Linked DNA regions of Homo sapiens: region 2 is linked to region 1. Evidence: read pairs that join two places in POLR2A ChIA-PET (ENCODE). Cell type or tissue: PC-9. All regions are shown on one strand.

The links. ChIA-PET counts read pairs that join two places held together with the same protein. Peaks named below come from ENCODE experiments on the same cell type or tissue, not always from the same donor. Only the 100,000 strongest peaks of a DNase experiment are listed, where the experiment ranks them.
Region 2: POLR2A ChIA-PET joins it to region 1 with 10 read pairs; 6 of 35 experiments call an interaction of 5 or more read pairs at or near these places.

The regions. Positions count from the first base shown.
Region 1 is chr10:61,971,645-61,979,644 of GRCh38, forward strand. The region is part of intron 3 of ARID5B (AT-rich interaction domain 5B); the gene reads left to right. Among named protein-coding and RNA genes, the nearest start is that of ARID5B, 74 kb to the left of the region's middle. In PC-9, no CTCF peak of the experiment used is centred here; a DNase peak (open chromatin) is centred at 3,847.
Region 2 is chr10:62,077,333-62,085,332 of GRCh38, forward strand. All of the region lies in intron 8 of ARID5B (AT-rich interaction domain 5B), which reads left to right. Among named protein-coding and RNA genes, the nearest start is that of LINC02621, 180 kb to the right of the region's middle. RefSeq lists an enhancer at 2,932-2,981 and a silencer at 5,367-5,426. In PC-9, no CTCF peak of the experiment used is centred here; no DNase peak of the experiment used is centred here; H3K27ac peaks cover 2,575 bases.

The sequences.
Region 1 (8,000 bases):
ACTGTAGTCATTATTATAATAATGCATCAATATTGTTTCGCCAGTTTTAACAAAGGTACCACACTAATATATTAAATTTTTAAATGTTTTGTGTGAAGATACTAGCAGGAAAAAAAGATGTCAGTGGCATGTAAACCTAAATTGAATTTTTTCCTAACTTGGTGCAGCTATTTTATCATTATTTTTAATTGAATATATATTGGATTGTCATCTTCTTGCTCGTTGTGTTGAGGGGGATTTATCAGAGTTACAAAAACATGAAAGTTTGGTATATTTATTTCAAAAAGGCATGAGCAAGTATTTGAGCCATCCAACGCTGAAGAACTTATATGAGGTTATTTTCTTTCTCTATGTCCACGTTTTTCATAATCTCTTTTAATTGTGCTTATTTTGTTATAATAAAAACAATCCATGTTTATCATAAGACAATACAAAGAAACAGAAAGAAAAAAATTATCCAGAATACCACCATACTGAGATAACTAGTGTTGATATTTGCCTGTTATTCTATATTTTTTATCTGCTTATATGTTGGATATTAATTTTTAACATTATACTGTATCTCTAGTCTTATATCATGCTTTTTTTTTTTTTTTTTTTGAGACAGAGTTTCGCTCTTGTAATCCAGGCTGGAGTGCAGTGGTGCCATCTCAGCTCACTGCAACCTCCGCCTCCCAGGTTCAAGGGATTCTCCTGCCTCAGCCTCCTGAGTAGCTGGGATTGCAGGTGCCCACCACCACATCCGGCTAATTTTTTGTATTTTTAGTAGAGATGGGGTTTCACCATGTTGGCCAGGCTGGTCTCAAACTCCTGACCTCAGGTGATCCACCTGCCTCGGCCTCCCAAAGTGCTGGGATTACAGCCATGAGCCACCACTCCCGGCCTGTATCATGCTTTCAAAAACACTTAATATGCTCTTTCACACAGTAAATATTCATCTGTAGCATCATTTTTAGTGATGAACTCCACTGTATTCTATTATGGAAGTGCCATAGCTTATCTGACTATCCCCCTATTGCTGGACTTTGGGTTTTTTCCTCCAGCTTTTGTATATAATAAACAGTGCTCTCAGAGACATCCCTGAAGTCATATTATTATTTCTTTAGGATAAACTCCTAGAAGTGGAGCTTGTCAGATCAAAGTTCAAAGCAGAATTCTCAGACTTTTCCTAGGTGCTGGTCAAACTGTAAAAAACATTTTCGGTAGAATTAGGATCTTGTGTATATTGAAAATCCCTCAATGATTGCATTTGCTACAGCCAGTGTGAAATGAACAAATTTATTATCAAGTTTCATGAGAAGTTGGGCAAACTTAGATATAGCCAATCTTGGACAGACTTGTACTTTCTGTGCAGAACATGTTTCTATATCCAGAATTCTATCTCCAGCTCTCAGACTATGATGAGGAAAGACAACCCAACACTAAGAGAGCTCCTGATCATTCCCTCCTCTACCTATGAGAACCATCCACAATGAGCCTCTGAGGGCCTATATTTGTATCAAGGCTTCCAGTTGAAGAGACATACCCAGTGCCCTTTAGAATGTTCTGGGTCTATGCTGTTTGTATGTGGCGGGGGAGGGGAAAAAGGGTGGTGACGTTCTTTTCCAGTCTCTGCTCTTACAGGGGAATAGAGGAACCTCATTAGAAAACTAGCAAAGTGATGGGCTGAGACCCTCTGTGAAAGGGTTAACCCAAAAGGTTTTGTAGCCAATGAGCATTTATCCTGATGATGTCACAATGCTGATATCAGGGGCTCCAGGGCTCTGGGGAGTTCATTATGAAATCACTCAGAACTGGAAACATTCATTCCACTATTTGTGGCTTTTTTGATAAACAAGGATAAATTGAAGTTTTAATAGACTGGGGCTACATTTGTTGCTCCAGGTTCCTGAAGATCATTATTTTTAGTCATACTTAAATTCACACACACATGCATACACACACACACACACACCAGATGCCAGTGTAAAAAATGGGAGGGGGGAAGCTTTTAATCTTTATTATTGATTTTCTGTGTGTACAATTTTATCTAAAGAGTATGGTTTACCAGCCATTGTGGAGCTAGGCTTTAATGCCAATAAAAAGCTTTGCTTGATCCTTAGAAAATAAAATGAGATATTCAGGCAGCTAGTTTATTTTATTTCTTTTCTTTTCCACATCAAGACAGTATTTCAAATAATTAGGTTGATTTATTATTACAAATAGTTTGAAGATGTAAGATGCTTTTACAGTGCAGTGCGGGTTTATTGTATCTGGCCTTATCCAATTATAAAATCGAGTTTAGTCATGTAATGATTCTCTAACTAAAATATCAATCACAGTGAATGGACTTTTGCGATGTATATACTGTGAGGCTATTTTGAGCTTCTCTCTTTAAGGCACCCGCACATCTGAATATGCTTACTTGGCTTTACTCTTTAACATATAAGAACACATGAAACTTTGGCTAAATTTAGCCTCTGGAGTCCAATGCACATGCTTGGTGACAGCAAAGGGAGAGGTTTTGACAACAAGCAGGATATGATACACCAGAGTAATTATTTCCGCAAGACAATGAGCATTCTACATTATTTGTACAAATAACGCAAAGTGATTATTTGGCTGTGCCATTGTAATGAGACAATGAAGATCATATTTAATTTTAAAACAATATCTTCTAGGGTCTTTTTTGTTCTGAGTATTCTGGACTACTAAAACAAACTTGATTTGCTGCTATGGTTAACAATCACATTTTAAGTGGGGGACAGAGAGAAAGAGAGAGAGGAGAACAAATCTTTCCCCCTCTTCCCATTAACTCTAGCATTCCAGAAATCATGATAAGGGTATGTGGGACAGGAATGTTGAAATAAGTCACTTATTTCACTATTTTTCCATATTGTTCACATAACCATTTATTTATAATAATTTGAGTAATCTCAGAGTTCCTCCTAAAGGCTTTTTTTGGCCTGGATAAAAAGTACAGCTTTAAGATATTTCTCCTAAAATAAATTTGAGACGGTCTCATTTATAGTCAGCAGTGCCTTGATTACTTGCAGACACACTGGAAATTTACATGCGCTTTTCTCCTTTATAAAACACTGATCTGTTCATATCATTAGTTCCCTCATGACTAGTGCTTGGCTGCTTGCCAAGCGGTCTAAATCTGTAGTTGTAAATCGTGAGTTGAAATAGCAGAAAGTGGATTTGTAACTTAAAAAGTGTAAACAGTTTGGAAAATGAAGTAATTTTGGAGTATGATTGATTGCCTTGTGATTGTACTTTAAATTAGCCTGGGGTCTCGGGGGCAGATATGTGCTCTAACTGCTTATTACACATTTTCAGTTTTCGAAGGAATAATAGCATTGTTGGTAGGCTTTTAAACAATGTATGCATCTCCTGGAGTGACCTTTTAGGAAATGAATAGTTTTATTGTGTGTCCATTACTTTGCCTGAAACAACATTTTTGAGTTATTAATTTGACTTGTTCTATAAATAAAGAATTCAAAATGCAAAGCAGCTGTGCAACCCAGAGCATAGTATATCATGCTTCAGAACCACTGTTTGAGATGGATAATCCATAGAACAAATGGTTTCTTGGGTGATACATTAATAATGTTTCTGGAGCCTCTGGTTACCAAAGATTAGCCCCTCAATATTGCAGAAGCCAAAAATTATTATTAAGGAGGACAATCGATTAGTTGGCCTTCCAACACACTGGAAGTAGAGGTCTGCGTTTTTTAAAAGGATCCCAGTTCACTTAACAGCATAAATAGAAAGTGGGAGTAGCTCAGTGGGTAATGTCTGCACAAAGTGTAGCAGTTGTGACAGAGGAGAAAGACTTGGAGTTAGAAAGCCTGAGGCCAGATGTCTTTTTCTCTCATTTACCAGCTGAGTCATCCTAGACAAGTCACTGAGTCTCCGATCCTCTTTTTTTTTTGGCTACCAGTAAACTGGGTATAAGAATTCCAACCCTGCAAAATTGTTGTGAGATTGAAATTATTTAAAAGATTTGAAAAGGGTTTTATAAGTATTAAATGGTCTATATTGCATGAGTACCATCATTATTATTAGAACTATTGTCATTGCATTACTCTTACACTGTCTTTGGTGACTTTGCCTGTCTATTAATATTGAGAATAGCTGATGGATGTAAATTCTGAGCAATAGTCTTATTCACTCTTTGCTTTCATAGGGAGCGATCTAGAAATAATTTTTGTATATTAATAATAGAATTCTAGTTTTTGAGTATGGAAACAATTTTCCAATTATAGCTATTTCTTTGTATTTATTACTTCTTCCTTGTCTAATTCAGCATTTTGGGGGGAATCACATTTTGTTTCCATGTTTAGAGAGGAAGAATCTCAGTTCCTTAAGCATTTATTAGAGCTTTTAATACATGTCAGACAGGGCCTGGGTTAAGCACTAGGAATACAGTGGTGGAAGGAATGTAGTCTTTGCCTTTATAAATGTCCATGCCTTCAGGCATACTTTGCCAATAGAATGCTCTTCAATGATGGAAATATTTTGTATCTCTGTTCTGTGTCCAGTAAGGTACCACTGGCTACACATGGCTGTTGACCACTTGAAATGTGGCTAATATGACTGAGAAACTGAATTTTTAGTGTATAAAATTTATTTTGTTCTAATTAATTTAACTTTATATTGCCGCATGCAGCTATAATGGCAAAAACTGCAGTTACTTTTGCAACTACATAACAGAAGCTATTCTATTGGATAATCCAGCTCCAGAGTAAATGGCTTTAATTGCCAGTTTGGAAGGTAAAGTGGGGTATTTCATAGACACGTGGAAGCCTAAATAACTGTGTATATTTGCTCCCTAATGAAGCACAATGCCAAGGCTCAGGAAATTGGTGTTTGGATAGTACCAATGGAAAAAAGCAGATGGATTGCTTTTTAGAGTGTATGCTGTTGAAACATCGAAGTGGTACATACTGATGGGGAAAATGAATAAAATTCTCAAACAGTGCCTAACCTTGGTGAGCGGGCAAAGATGGTGGTGCCGCTGAAACTCTGCCAGCGGGAGAATGTTCATTGAGTCAGTGGAAGGTGGTTTGGAGCATCAACACCCAATAGACATATTTGCAAGATTTACAAATGTTGAACTACAGAATAAGTGACTCTCTGCCACACAGGATCTTAAATTACGTAGCACTTCACAGTTCCATTTTGAGTTATCCAAATTCATTTGTGTTTGTGGGAGAGAAACTTTCTTTCTTTTTTTTTTTTTTATTATACTTTAAGTTCTAGGGTACATGTGCACAATGTGCAGGTTTGTTACATATGTATACATGTGCCATGTTGGTGTGCTGCACCCATTAACTCATCATTTACATTAGGTGTATCTCCTAATGCTATCCCTCTCCCCTCCCCTCACCCCACAACAGGCCCCGGTGTGTCATGTTCCACTTCCTGTGTCCAAGTGTTCTCATTGTTCAATTCCCACCTATGAGTGAGAACATGCGGTGTTTGGTTTTTGTCCTTGCAATAGTTTGCTGAGAATGGTGGTTTCCAACTTCATCTATGTCCCTACAAAGACATGAACTCATCCTTTTTTATGGCTGCATAGTATTCCATGGTGTATATGTGCCACCTTTTCTTTATCCAGTCTATCATTGATGGACATTTGGGTTGGTTCCAAGTCTTTGCTATTGTGAATAGTGCTGCAATAAACATACGTGTGTATGTGTCTTTACAGCAGCATGATTTATAATCCTTTGGGTATGTACCCAGTAATGGGATGGCTGGGTCAAATGGTATTTCTAGTTCTAGATTCTTGAGGAATCACCACACTGTCTTCTACAATGGTTGAGCTAGTTTACAGTCCCACCAACAGTGTAAAAGTGTTTCTATTTCTCCACATCCTCTCCAGCACCTGTTGTTTCCTGACTTTTTAATGATTGCCATTCTAACTGGTGTGAGATGGTATCTCATTGTGGTTTTGATTTGCATTTCTCTGATGGCCAGTGATGCTGAGCATTTTTTCATGTGTCTGTTGGCTGTACAAATGTCTTCTTTTGAGAAGTGTCTGTTCATATCCTTTGCCCACTTTTTGATGGGGTTGTTTGTTTTTTTCCTTGTAAATTTGTTTGAGTTCTTTGTAGATTCTGGATATTAGCCCTTTGTCAGATGAGTAGGTTGCAAAAATTCTCTCCCATTCTGTAGGTTGCCTGTTCACTCTGATGGTAGTTTCTTTTGCTGTGCAGAAACTCTTTAGTTTAATTAGATCGCATTTGTCAATTTAGGCTTTTGTTGCCATTGCTTTTGGTGTTTTAGACATGAAGTCCTTGCCCATGCCTGTGTCCTGAATGGTATTGCCTAGGTTTTCTTCTAGGGTTTTTATGGTTTTAGGTCTAACATGTAAGTCTTTAATCCATCTTGAATTAATTTTTGTATAAGCTGTAAGGAAGGGATCCAGTTTCAGCTTTCTACATATGGCTGGCCAGTTTTCCCAGCACCATTTATTAAATAGGGAATCCTTTCCCCATTCCTTGTTTTTGTCAGGTTTGTCAAAGATCAGATGGTTGTAGATGTGTGGTATTATTTCTGAGGGCTCTGTTCGGTTCCATTGGTCTATATCTCTGTTTTGGTACCAGTACCATGCTGTTTTGGTTACTGTAGCCTTGTAGTATAGTTTGAAGTCAGGTAGCGTGATGCCTCCAGCTTTGTTCTTTTGGCTTTGAATTGACTTGGCCATGCAGGCTCTTTTTTGGTTCCATGTGAACTTTAAAGTAGTTTTTTCCAATTCTGTGAAGAAGGTCATTGGTAGCTTGATGAGAATGGCATTGAATCTATAAATTACCTTGGGCAGTATGGCCATTTTCACGATATTGATTCTTCCTACCCATGAGCATGGAATGTTCTTCCATTTGTTTGTGTCCTCTTTTATTTCGTTGAGCAGTGGCTTGTAGTTCTCCTTGAAGAGGTCCTTCACATCCCTTGTAAGTTGTATTCCTAGGTATTTTATTCTCTTTGAAGCAATTGTGAATGGGAGTTCACTCATGATTTGGCTCTCTGTTTGTCTGTTATTGGTATATAAGAATGCTTGTGATTTTTGCACATTGATTTTGTATCCTGAGACTTCGCTGAAGTTGCTTATCAGCTTAAGGGGATTTTGGGCTGAGACGATGGGGTTTTCTAAATATACAATCATGTCATCTGCAAACGGGGACAATTTGACTTCCTCTTTTCCTAACTGAAAACCCTTTATTTCTTTCTCCTGCCTGATTGCCCTGGCCAGAACTTCCAACACTATGTTGAATAGGAGTGGTGAGAGAGGGCATCCCTGTCTTGTGCCAGTTTTCAAAAGGAATGCTTCCAGTTTTTGTCCGTTCAGTATGATATTGGCTGTGGGTTTGTCATAAATATCTCTTATTATTTTGAGATACCTGTGGGACAGAAACTTCCAAAGGTACTGAGTGTGAGATGCAGCCAGCCACGACACAGAGCTCATCGGGAGAATTCCACGGGAGACCCGAGTACACATGGCCTGCCAGTGGGAGGTGCTGCACCCAAACCTCTGCAGCACTGGACAGTGATGCATTTTTGCAAGCCATCTGAGTTCCTCAAAGTCCTTTCTTAGGTCCTACATTAGTGAGTTTCCTCTGGGAGAGGAAGCAACTTTTGGCATTGTGGAACAGTTATTTAAATACTTGTGGCAAAGAAGAAAAGTCTAATATTAGAGCAGGAACAGAGACTTTAGACATCATGGAATCCAATCTTGTTTTTGTTTTTTAAATTCCGTGTTCCTGGTGAGCCATGTAGATCGTAGGAAGGATTTCACAGAGTCGATGGGAGAACTGGAGGAGGGCTTGGTTTACATCCACACTCCATGCAAACACTAACGTCATCACTCCCAGCCAACACTTCTCCCCATGACTCTTCAACTGGTTCCCAATTGGAGGTCTTTTCTCCAGGCGTCTCCCACGTGGAGGCCCCTTTTGCAGAACACCACTGCCAGGACCACTGCCCTTCCAAATGTCCTTCCCCAGCTCCAAGTCCTT
Region 2 (8,000 bases), 110 kb after region 1:
TTCTATTTTAAAAAAATAAACAACAGCCTTTGAAAAAAATCTCTATTTAAAAATTCTTAAATTTGCCTCTAAATGCAAGTTGTAATTAATAGAAGTTAGAGTTTACACTGTTGAGTGTAAAAACACCCTCAGGCACAAACTAATCAAGTGTGTATGTCATGCTGTAAACTACAGCGAGTTCTTTGTTTGACCCCCCCCAAAAAAAAAGCTTGCCAAACAGCAGTTTTTCTTTGTCGAGCTCCTTTATTGTCTCATTTTTGTTTTTATCCTACTTCCTCTGTCCCATCCTTTGAACCTAACTATAGTATTTAAGAAACCTTGCAGGTCCCATGTTTTATTGATAGTTTTCATCAAGCATGAATTTAAATTTGAGAATAGATTAGGTGTCTTAGCCCTTTTCTTTTTGATAAATAACAAAAGGTTTCTACTTGTGATTTTCTGTCCTCAGGGTTTTATCATTAAGATTAAATAACTGTACTCTCAAGCATGCCACTGCACAAACATCTTTTCAGTTATGTGAGTAACAGATGCCTTCACAAAGGAACTATTGAAAATTCAGAAAGCATGTTTCCAAAAAAGAAAAGGGAAAAAAAGTATCATATGACAGAAGAATGTAATTGTTTACCATTAAAGTATATTCTTAACTCTTCCACTGAAAACCTCTTGGAACATTTTGTTTTTGTGTAAGTTACTACAAAGTTTGACCAAAATAATAAATGTTGTGGGAGAACTGTTGAACATTTCAGAAGTTCTGGAACCAGTAGGATCTAACATGCATGGGGCTTAAATGCAATAGTTGTTTGCCTATTTTTATATTTTGACACTGGCTTCCATCATTTGTGGGGTACACATCACATTGAAAACACTGCCATGTTGGCTGGGCATAGTGGCTTACCCTGTAATCCCAGCACTTTGGGAGGCCGAGGTGGGTGGATTGCTTGTACCCAGGAGTTTGAGACCACCCTGGGCAACATGGTGATACCCTATCTCTACTAAAAATAAAAAAAATAGCCACGTGCAGTGACGCATACCTGTAGTCCCATCTATTCAGGGAGTTGAGGTGGGAAGATCATCTGAGTCCAGGAAGTTAAGGCTGCAGTAAGCCGTGATTGCATGAGACCCTGTCTCAAAACAAAACAGTATTGGGTTTATTATTCTTGAAATAATGTTCATCTGCCCTTGAAATGGATCCATACAACTCAATTCTGAAGTCATTGGGCTTTTTTCATTGAGAAGAGTCATTGCTGCAGTTGTTGCTGGCTGGCATTGTAGAGGGCTAGGCACCATGCATGGTCTGTGTTCACTGTAATAAGCATGCATTTTAATCCCTGGGACATAACATCAGCCTTCCTTAAGTCCATTCCAACTTTCTTCAATGTGGTTGTCATTTGAAAGGCATAGGAACAACATTAGTCTAGATGCTCTTACATGTGGCATGGAGACATCATAGAAAGCCCCAAAGGAGCTTTATTAGGGAGACCATGGGAAGCTTGGGCTTGGTAAGATTAAGTCCTAGAGGCTGGAATTCATGGAGGATATGATTCTCAAGTTTCTCTTACCATCCGATATTAAGTTGGGCATGATCCAACTAGTATCACTACCTTTTGAAGAGCTATGGCATGGTTATTGTAGCATATTGTAAGAGTAGTTGCCCAGTGCCCAAGCCATAGGGCTTCTTCTGATGTAGGAGGTTGACCCTTTGTGGAATGGCTACATATGTATTTTATAGGCCTGTTGCCTCTGAGAAAAGGAGAATGCTCACTCCAGTTTCTCAGGTAACTCCTTAGGAGCTAGGAATTCACTTAACCCAGGCAGGAGTGATCTTTCAGTATCTCCTCCGTGTTGGTATGTCTCCGTGTTGATACATCTGTGTATGAAGATGCACAGCCACCTTTTTGAGATGAAGATAGCTGGACTAGCAGAGGCAGGCAGTTTGGTGGTCGAACTCAAAATTTTGACACTAAATAGCTGTGTGCCATTGACTAGTCACTTAATCGTTTAGCTCTGAACCTCAGTTTTGTCATCCATAAAATGAGATAAAATAATATATCTGTAGATATTTCTTTCTGTAATGGTTGAAATTAAAGCATGCAGAGTGCCTGGTATTAATAAGAATGTAATGCGTGGTGGTGGCTGTTAATATTGTAATGCCTAATCAATATATATGAATGACCTGAATGAGGTTTCTCTACCTTCCCACCTTGCTTCTAACACAGTCCCCTGAAATCCATGTAACTCCAGTTCAGGAAAGCTGTCATCCTTGAGCTAACTCTCTCACACTGACACATCTTTATGGGAGCCGAGCCACCACCTTGCTGTGTCCAGTACCACGTACCTTTCTTTCTTCTCTTCATTTAGGGTCACACACACTCCGGGACCATGGAGGGAGGTATCAGAATTATCAGTGGGCCTAAGAAACAACTCTCCCACCCACTTCCAGGGGCAAATGGAGAGAGCATTAAAGCCTTCAAAAAGTTTTCTTGTCCATCTGCTGCCCATTGAGTAGGTAATGAAGCCCCTGTGAGCAGATCATTTTCCCAGAAAAGAGACCTTTTGTGGTGACAAATGGTTATATTTCATCGTTGTTAATAGTGGACTCCATACCTTTTAGGTGTCTTAGCATAGAATACAGGTGATGCTAGTTATACCTACCTCATTTTTAAAGTATGTAAGGCAGTTTGGCTTTGGTAGCTCTTGGGCAAACTGAGTCTTTCACACAGACTCTGTGTTGCACTCTGCCGCCATTTTGTTGGCTCAGATGGGCCCCGCTATAGGCTCGTTCTTCATGTCAGCGTGGCTTCTTACTCCGTGGTTTGGTGCCCCAGACTTTCAGTTCACATCCTTGCCTGTTGGGAGGTGACACTGGAGGCCTCTTTCTCACCTGTCTTGGTTATGGGGAGAGCTTGTCACACTCGGCACACTATTTTTTCTGCTCCACTCAAGTTCACACCATAAAATGGAGATCTTCTGTGGCTCACATCTCTCTCAGATGGAGCTTAGCTTTTACTGTGCTCAACCAGGGTTGTGCCCGCTGAGGAAACATTCTCATTTCTCTGCTCATTTACATAGCACATTTGTGTATTTGGCTGTTGATTTGGTTCCCTACCCCCAAAAGCTCTTCTTCCACTTTTATGGTCATGGTCTAGCACCTGAGAGGTGAACAGTATGTGAGATTAGAAAAACTCTCTATGCTTATTGGAACTGTAACAAGCATGTGTACCTCATCTTCAGAAAGGAAAAATATACCTTCTATTGGCTCCATATTTGGTGAAAGATTCCTTCCCATACTTCACAGTAAAGTTATATTTTAATTTCTGGCTGCAAAGGGAAATGTCTGGCCAAGCTGTAGAAATTTATCAAGGCTGGAATCAACTCAGAGGTGTAATGACTCCATTTGGGGTGAGATCAGGTCTGAAGTCCCAGTTGAACCAATATGTCATTTCGTTGTTACTACAAAAAAAAAGCCTAATAGTATTAGAATAGTAGTGCCTTTTTTTTTTCTTTTTTTGAGACAGAGTCTCACTCTGTCACCCAGGCTGGAGTGCAGTGGCATGATCTCGGCTCACTTCAGCTTCTGCCACTGGGGTTCAAGCAATTCTCCTGCCTCAGTTTCCCAAGTGGCTGGGATTACAGGCACGTACCACCATGCCTGGCTAATTATTGTATTTTTAGTAGAGATGGGCTGGTCTCGAACTCCTGACCCCAAGTGATCCGACTGCCTCCGCCTGCCAAAGTGCTGGGATTACAGGCGTGAGCTACCACACTTGGCCAGTAGTGGCATCTTTGACCTGACATGCACCAATGTTATTTCCCTCTGCCCCTAGAAAATATTCTGCTCCAAGGACACCAGCAAACCTTTAGGTCTGGAATTTCTCACTGATTTGATACCATAAAGTGCCTATGCAGTAACTGGGGTGACTTTGGGATTCAAATACAACCCTAAAAGTTCACCACTTCTTGCCCCCACTCTCTGGATTCAATCAGTTCCAGACATTATTGTAATACCATTTTTCAAGCTCTGTAAATAGATGGATTCTCGTTTTTCCTATTAAGCACTGTTTGCTAAATATTTTGGCCCAAAAGTTCAGTCATTCCATGCAAGCATTAATCAATACAGGAGACATTAGTGGTTACTGGTTCAGATGAGATTTGACATTATTTTTCCTCTGCTTCTGAGGAAGGGAGGGGAATGTTGTGTAATAAAGATGAAGGGTCTTTTCTTCTTTTGTACAAAATGCAAATGATGAGGACATGTGTGATACACACTTCTCTAATGCAAGGCTGCTGGTTTTTGTTGAGAAAGAGAGGCAAGGCCCTGGAGGATTTTAGACTTTGTAAATATAAAATTATCTGCCTTAGTGTTTAAAAAAATAATAAAAGGGAGAAAGAGTTGGCAGGTTGCCAGATTACTTACATTACAGTAATAGATTTGCTGACCCCTGACTTCTGCTGTAGAGAAATGTATTGAATTTTTCATAATATCAGATGAGGCAGATCTAAAAACCTAGTGTACTAAGCACCATTATTTAACTTGAGATTTAGCAAAGCCGAAATCTTTTCAAACCAGCAATTTCATGTATGATGATAATTTAGTGGCTCAGATGCTAACAAATCAAGGTTATAATGCTATTGACTTGTTAATTTTAACTTGGGTTGATTTTAAGTCTTTTTTTTTTTAAGAAAGAAGAATGAGGAGGGGAAAAAATCTTGCTTTTCACAGTGACTGAATTTAATAAGAATCTCCGTGATAGCAAAAGGCCCCCCTACTGTTTCTGCTTTGGGGTGGAAAATGTTATTCTTGTATTATTCCTAGGGAAAAATAAAATCTCATGCTGCTACAAATCTTATGCCTATGGAAAGATGTTATTTTTTAATACATAATGGCTTACCTATTTCAGATCCATTAATCGCATCGTAAATAAGCATTTTGCTAATCTGAAATGTGAAATCTGGATAATAATAAAGGCCCATTTATCTGTCCAGCTTTCAATCCCCAGACTAGATGTAGATCAGGAAGGGGAAAATCTCTGGATTTTCTAATGAATATATTGCTTCTCTTCCCCATTACTTCCACCCACCTAAAAGCCAGCCCCCATTCTTAGAGTTGCAGTCCATTGAAAATATTTCTCCTGTGTAATGAATTCTTGGGGGCTGGAGTGCATGTTTGCTTTTATCTGTACAGTTTAGAAACTGATAAAATCTTTGCTGTGCTACAAATATTTGAGAAATAATCAACCTCAAGGCGCAGGCATGGTGCATTTTACTAAATTCTTTATATAATACAAACCTACTCAGCTTTCTACATAGGGCAATGTTGACCTAATCTAAGGCTAACCTGTTTTTAATGGTACCACATGTACGTTGAACGTTTAAATGTTCAGAAACCTATAATAGCTTTTGTCCTCTTGTACTGTAAAAACTTCTAATAATCATATGATAAGATCATATCCTGTGGGGTAATTGTGTTGTACCATGACAGGATAACTGAAAAAACATTCAGTGAAAATTGCACCAAACGGAAATCACTATATGAAGCAGCGATTGTGTGCCGTGCGAGACCGTGCCCTGTTCTTCAAAGCTTAGCTGGTCATATTTCTACTTGCTTCCTTTTAGCTTCTGCCTTGCTTGTTTTATTTTAGGAGGCTTTTTTCCCCAAGCCACTATAATTATCTTTCAATGATTTAGAAGGGGGGGAAAAAACACTCGGTTGACCTTTACACACACACACACACTCTCTCACACACTCACACACTCTCATATACTCTCTCTGGAAGCCTTGAACAAGTAGGGCTTGTGTTTGGATTCAGTTTTACCTTAGTCATGCCTCTTTCCAGATACAAGAAACATTTAATTCCAGATTTCCTGCTTCTGGCTTTAGGCCTTTGACCAGCAAAGTGAAATGTATTTTTTACTGCTGTCAGCCAGCCAGCTGCTGAGTTGAGTGAAGGGGAGAAAAAAAAAAAAAAATGAAAGAAAAAATGAAAAAAAAAAAAAAGGAACCGAAATGAGAATGGTGCCCTACTTTGTGAACTTGCAAAATTAGAAAAGGAAATTAAAGTCTCCTTAGCACCCATCTAGAGAGCCAGGTTGGCCCAGGGCTCTCAGAACCCAGAGTGAGGGGTCCTTGGGCGTCCATGGGGTGTCTCTCCCACCCAATTCTCTGCTTTCCCTCCTCCTCCTTCCCACACTCAGAGGTAATGCTGTCATTCTTCTCAGTAAAGAGGGTCCCTCGTGGTGTCACCATCTCCATCAGAAAATGAAGCTGGGGGAAGGGTGGTACCAGCAAATTGCTATCATTGGAATACCCAGACTACAGTGTTCCTTGAGTTCCCATGGCAACAAAACAAAAGTAAAACAAACCTATCTGTCCCAACAATAAAATATGTTTCCATTAAAGTCAATTTAAAATATCTTTCCAGTTTAAAATATTCAATGCATTTTGCTCCCAGACAAAAATCCACAACCTGCCAATATTGAAGAGGATAAAGTCCCTGGCAGAACCAGGCAGAAAAAAGGAATTGGGGGGAATGTTGGGGACTTTACAGATGAGACAGAATAAATTCAAGTATGAACAGGATTGCTTTTTTCTCTTTGTGCTTAGTTATGCTTTTTATTATATAAACATTAACTGTAATATTACAGTGGGAAGCAGGTATTTGGCAGCCATATATTATTTTAGTAAGTCTACATAGGGAGGGCAGTTTCCAGTTTTAGCAGCTGTAACATGTTTAAACTCAGTTTGTAATGGGATCTGAAGATAACTATTCCCCATGGGCTCTGTTGATCTTCATGGCTGGCCAACTGCCAGATGTAGGGCTCCAAAGTATTATTCACGCCTCCTTGCTCATACCTTGTCCAAGCATGCTCAGTAAATGAATTTTGTTTCTAATATGCTATAAATTGGGATCTGATTTTCCCATAGTTTTATTGGTATTTTATTAAAGAGCAAAATATTAGGATCACAAATGTCCCCACATCCGTACTGTCAAACCTGAACAATCGTGTATGGTTAAGCAGTTGAGATCCAAATAACATAGATAGAAACCAATTTTAGGATAGCAAACCAATATCCAGACCAAGGAAGTTTTTGCCTGGGAATCTTAGTTTAAAAATAATCAGGATCCCCAATATTTGAACAGACTTATGATGTTTATAAGCCAAGTACATTTTCTTCATTGAGTCAACTTGTCTTATTTAAAACAAATTATGTTTGCTGTATTAAAGTTCATATTTTTAAGGCTGAGTCTTATATTAATCCCACAGTGAGTCATTAATCATACCAAATGCATTATAAAAACTTTAATCACTGAAGTTGAAACTGAGATTGTAATGCAATCCATCCCTTTTAATTACATCAGCTATTTTTCCCTTTCAGATAAAGAGCTACGTCGCAAAGGGAAAACAGATTAAAACTAGAGCTGTTTGATGTTTCTCTTTTTAGAGCAATTTTATGCAGTTTGTTTAAAAAGTTATATAATTTAAATGCTTGAAATTTTCAGGCCTCTGGTTTTTGTGGCTTGCATAGTCTGTCTGCCTTCCTTCTCGCTGGGGCGGTCTTTTACTTAGCACACTAAAACAGAACTCCTAGTGGAGTCCCCTACCCCACTCAGAGCTGTGGGATAAGACTAAACTGTCTCTTGGCCACGCTGTGCTTGCCTCTCATTGACCTTTTTATCTTAGATGTTTCATCTCTATCTTGACATGAATGAAAATAAAATGTTTTCAGATGGGCAGCACTAGGTTCAGATCTCACCTCTAACAAATGGTATGACTCAGGCAAATTGTTTAACCTTTATAGGCCTCAATTGCCTCATATGTTAAAAAAGAGAATAATAATAATACTCCATAGGGATATTGTGGAGTTTACATAAAATAATCTTTAAATGTACCTGGCACATGCTAGTACCTACTAGAATATAAGCTTCATGAGCTCAGAGGCTTTGAATGTTTGGTTCATGGCTGTGTCTCAGTGCCTAGAACACTGCCTATAGTATGTGCTC